2 separate regions of the Homo sapiens genome follow, and region 1 is linked to region 2. A link is an interaction called in ENCODE POLR2A ChIA-PET data of the cell type or tissue named here. Cell type or tissue: OCI-LY7. All regions are shown on one strand. Region 1 overlaps LINC01484 (long intergenic non-protein coding RNA 1484). Region 2 overlaps CPEB4 (cytoplasmic polyadenylation element binding protein 4).

Region 1 (2,500 bases), 170 kb before region 2:
CGCCCGCCACTGCGCCCAGCTAATTTTTTGTATTTTTAGTAGAGACGGGGTTTCACCGTGGTCTCGATCTCCTGACCTCATGATCCGCCCGCCTCGGCCTCCCAAAGTGTTGGGATTACAGGCGTGAGCCACCGCGCCCAGCCCAGCTGTTACCTTCTTTAGCCGGGTTCCATCCTGTTTCCTTTCCAGCATTTGGCTGTGCTTTTGCCCATGCAGGTCCCTCTACCCAGAATATCAATATCCTGAATGATTTGTTTAGCAAACTCCTATTGATTCTCCAAGACCCAGCTCAAATGTCCCTTCCTCTGTGAAGCCTTCCCTGACTACCCGAGCAGCTGGTTACTTTGTCATCTGTACTCCAACATAATTTGCTTTTGCTTTTGATGCAATCCAGTCATTGCATGGTAACTATTGTAACTGTTCCCACTGCCCTCCGCCCTGCCCCCACACCCTGCACCGGCAATCCTTGATGTACCCTGAGCCCTTGGCTAGGCTGTGAGATCATGAAAGATAAGGCCTCTACTTGTTCTTCCTGGTAATTCACAGCGTGGATGTTTTGTGATTCTTGAGTTGAATGAATATATGACTGCTGGAAACAAATAAATGGACAAATGGATGATTATAGGGAACATTAAACACTGATATAAGAAAAGCACAGGTCCAAGGAAACTGTGCCCTTTTCCCCACATATTGCTTTATTCAAGCCCAGGCTGGGTTAAACGTTCAGGAATAAGGAAGGCTATATTCTGCCTAGAGAGAGACCACCTAGGATGGAGGATCATGGAAAGAAACTGGAGACAAAAAAGGAGGAATTCTAGACCCATCTGTCCCCCGGACCTGCTGAGCGACCTCAGGCCAGTCTCTTAGCCTCTCTCTGCTGCAGCACAGAAGGCTTCAGAAAGCCCCCACCCCTGGGGCTGGGGGAAGAAACCCACGGTCTGAAGAATGTAGAGGCCAAGCTAAGGTCAGTCACGGCTGACGCCCTTTCAGGAAGGCCCCACTCCTTGACCCATGACGGCAGAGACTGGTGACACCTGCCAGCCCCACCCTGGAGAAGGAAGGGCCTCAACCACAGTCACGGCTATGAGCTGGAATGTTTCCAAGAGAGGCCCCTGCGGAAGGAGCCAGGCACTGGCTGCTGGAGTGAGCATCAGTTGTAGATACAGGGTGTGCAGGTCTGGACCTGACCACACCCCAGCATCACAGAGGCCACTTGCTCCCAGTCCAAAGAGGCCTTCTATCACCTCCTAGCACACTCCAATTCTTCTGAACCGTGCAGGCTTTGTGCTCGCTTCTCCCCTGGGCTGGCCCTTTCTCCTCATTCTGGCCACATTGTAAGTCATCTCCTTAGGGACCTCCTTTAACCACCCCACCTAAATTGCCTCTCTCATTCCTGGTCTCTCTTCAGTCACTCTCTACTTCTCCGCCTGATTTTATTGACCTCCCAGCACTCACCCCACCCTGAACCATCTCATCTTCTTCTGTGTTTACTGCCTGACTCTCCTTTATACCCTCAGTTGTGAGTCAATGACCCGGTCTCTCTTAGTTAGGTTTATCCCCAAGTCTTAGCACAGAGCCTAGTACAGAGTGGGCCACAGGGGTTGAGTGAATGTTTGTTAAGTGAATGAGTGAGCTATGAATAAGTAAGTGGATGGATGGATGGATGGACGGATGGATGGATGAGTGGGCCAAACTCTCTGAACCTAAGTGGGAACAGGCCTCTGTGTGTGGTACCAGGCCAATAGGCTATGGGTTTTCTCACGTGCATCTCGACAGCTGGGTCTTGTGCTGAGACCTTGGAGCCCCTCCATGGGCTCTGGAGGGTCCAATTTTTGGCTGTACCCTCAGTTGCCAGCACAGGGCCAGAGTCGATGTCCAGAAACTGGGCATGCCTATGTCCAGTGAATGGACAGGGTCAAATTCCTGTAGCAGGAGCCATTGGGAAGTAGTTAAGAGCATGGCTCGGGAGTCAGGAGTTGATGACCTGGGTTCAAATCTCAGCTGTGACACTTTCTCACTCAGTAGACAGAGCACTTTTCTTACCCTCTCTGGGCCCCAATTTCCTTAGTACCAAACAGACTATATCGGTAGCTACCCCATGGGGATATTGTGAAGAGGGAGTGAGACAATGCATAGAAAGTGCTGGCACTCCATAAGGACTCAACACTAACATCAGAGCCCATGGCTCCAGCACCTGCTGAGGGTGCTGGCCCACCACAGCGGGCACCTGGTAGGTGCTTGTTAAGTGAGCAATGAACTCACATGAAAAGCGATGCCACCTTCAACCTCCCTCTCAGGCCATCCAGTGTCTTCTTCAGTTGAGACCCCTCCAACACCTCCCTTTACTGCTCCTGCATTGCCACCCTACGCTGAGCTATAGCTACATCCCGTCATGGTGTGCTGGAGAGAAGGGTGGGACCACTTTGATTTGGTTTTCTTGGTCAGATAGTTCATTTGGCAAGCATGGTCCTGTTGCCTACTCTGTGAGCAGTGTGAAGCT
Region 2 (2,500 bases):
GGATGTCAGAGTGCTAGGGAGACATAAGGGAAAAGGGATTTGCTGCCTGTGTAGGGATGTGAGGGTCATTTGGAAGTGGAATCTTGAAAGTTGACTGGATAGTCCACTCTTGATGATCTGTGAATTTACATATTATTTAATTCAAGAGGAATATTTACATTTTGGCAAATCTTGAATTAAAACTCCCATAGTTACCTTTGATTAATTATGGGCTCTACTGGCATCTCAAAATTTCTATTTATTTTGGCAGCTGACACACTGGCGTACACTTTCCTTTCAAACCAAAATATTTTCCCTTCCCTTCTTTACCAGGGAAAGTTTAAGCCAGAAAGAGAAACTTCTGTAGCCTGGTACAGATATGTAGCAGTCTGAGAAATGATGATCACAGTAATATATGTTTTTATAGAAATAGAATGAGTCAAGGGATAGCTGAATTTTGGCTTTGGTTCTTAATAATGTGGTTACATTCAATTAATTACCTTTTGTGTTTTAGACTCAGTCTAGTAATGCCAAAACATACTAGCTCAAGTATAAAAAGAAGCAATAATAGAGTGGTGGTGGTGGTGGTGGGTAGCATGGGTTATATTTAGATGAGAACATTTAAACTCAGTACAGTTTTTGCCTGTGAGCACATAACCTAACTGTGAACACCCCAGCATCCAAGACAAAAATGTAACATGATGGGTGATGTAGATCTCATTCTCTAATGAAAATAAGCATACTTTTAAACAAGAGTGAAATATTTTTGAGAGAAATTTGCCTTGCAGGTTTCTAATCATGGGGCGTTGACAGACAATGAATTTTTCCATTGCTGACAAATTTTACAAGAAAATTCATAGATGTTTAACAAACAGCAGTTACTAATATTTTCTGCTTATTAAAATCTGAGATCATGCTGTTAAGCCATAATTCTATAAAAGCAAGTCCAAAGGGACCAGTATATACTATGTATTTTCTGATGATGTGACTTGATAAATAGGTTGAATCTGAAGGAATGAGTAATTAGCATATCCTTTGTTTAGACTGTTTATCTTGGCTTGTAGGGCATTTGACCAGTTGTGAGAGAGAGAAGACATGTCAGTAGTAAATACCTGAATGGCAGATATTCCATGTAGCTGAATGAAAAAAAAAAAAAAAAGCTATATGCTTAAGATATGGGGTATATGGATGCCAGAGATAGTATTTTATTGTGAAAATTCAAGCACCAAATTTGTATTTTGTTTGTTCTTAATGGTGAGCCACTCACCTCTTGATGCTTTTTCTTAAGGAATTTTGTTTTGGTGAAATTGAACTTTATTTTAATCTTTCCAAAGGTATGGACCTTAGAACTTGAAAGACAGAGCTGTTTCAGGTTTTGAGAGCAAAGCCCTTCTCTTCATAAGGAAATCATACAGTAGTTCCTGTAGAATATTTAAGCTGGACTGCATCATAGCTGGCCAACTAGGATAAAAGCTATAAAGCACACCCCTAAGGATCTAATGAAGTTAACCTGTTGAATGGATTTGCTTAACTCCGTGGTTCTCAAAGAGTAATCCCTGGTGTCATTTGGAAACTTGTCAGAGATGGGAATTCTTGGACACGACCCATGCTGAATGAGACTGTGGGGATGGACCCAGTAATCTGTATTTTAACAAGAACTCCAGGTGATTCTGACGTACTCTCAAGTATGAGAAACGCTGGCTTAGATCAGCCATCTGGATGTTAAAAAAAAATGGCCACAAATGATTATTTTGGTCTGTGGCATAATTACAATTTGGTTGTTTTTCCTGATAGGAACAGACCAGCAGGTTCACGTGCTGCTTGTGGCAGCTTCTGGAATGTCATGAAAAGCCTTGTCATTAGCTATATACTGATGTAGGTCTTCCCATTTTGCCCTGGCAGGCAGTATTATTCAGGTGTATACTAAAAACAAGGGTCCTCTCTGAAACATTCATTTTGTTTTGTCAGAAGCTTATTTTTATCAACTTTGATTTTCATAGTGGTATCATAAGGTCTTTCTTTTAGAAATTGTCCTGTGAAGTAGAGATGACAGAAACTGAAACTAACCAGTTACTGACATGCAACTCAGTATATTAAATATAATAATTAAGACTACAGAATATGATGAGGTTTAAGCATTGTGATAAAGTTTGCTTTGCTTAGCCTTGAAAATCATTGGTGATCTTTTATTTTCCTTCATGATTACTAAGCTCACATGTTCTAGAGTCAGAAGGTCTGGGTTCACATTCTGCCTCCACTTACCTAACATTGATGGAATTATTTAAATACTCGAAGCTTCAGTTTCTTCATCTGTGAAGTGGGATAATAACTGAACATATCTAATTGTATCAGGGTTTTGTGAAGAATAAATGAGGTTATGAATGTAACCCATAATGTTAGCTGCTGATAGTAATCCTATTAGTACTGTTACTACCACCAGTACTCCTGTGGTTAGTAGATAACCCAGAGATGCATTTATGATGGGTCTCTAATTTGTATGCCACTCTGTCATCTCAATGGG

The links. ChIA-PET counts read pairs that join two places held together with the same protein. Peaks named below come from ENCODE experiments on the same cell type or tissue, not always from the same donor. Only the 100,000 strongest peaks of a DNase experiment are listed, where the experiment ranks them.
Region 1: POLR2A ChIA-PET joins it to region 2 with 5 read pairs; 7 of 35 experiments call an interaction of 5 or more read pairs at or near these places.

Annotation. Positions count from the first base shown.
Region 1 is chr5:173,736,174-173,738,673 of GRCh38, forward strand. The region is part of intron 1 of LINC01484 (long intergenic non-protein coding RNA 1484); the gene reads right to left. Among named protein-coding and RNA genes, the nearest start is that of LINC01484, 8.8 kb to the right of the region's middle. RefSeq lists an enhancer at 963-1,122. In OCI-LY7, no CTCF peak of the experiment used is centred here; a DNase peak (open chromatin) is centred at 1,038; H3K4me3 peaks cover 1,993 bases; H3K27ac peaks cover 2,444 bases.
Region 2 is chr5:173,901,939-173,904,438 of GRCh38, forward strand. The region is part of intron 1 of CPEB4 (cytoplasmic polyadenylation element binding protein 4); the gene reads left to right. Among named protein-coding and RNA genes, the nearest start is that of CPEB4, 15 kb to the left of the region's middle. RefSeq lists a silencer at 1-82. In OCI-LY7, no CTCF peak of the experiment used is centred here; no DNase peak of the experiment used is centred here; H3K4me3 peaks cover 2,103 bases; H3K27ac peaks cover 2,356 bases.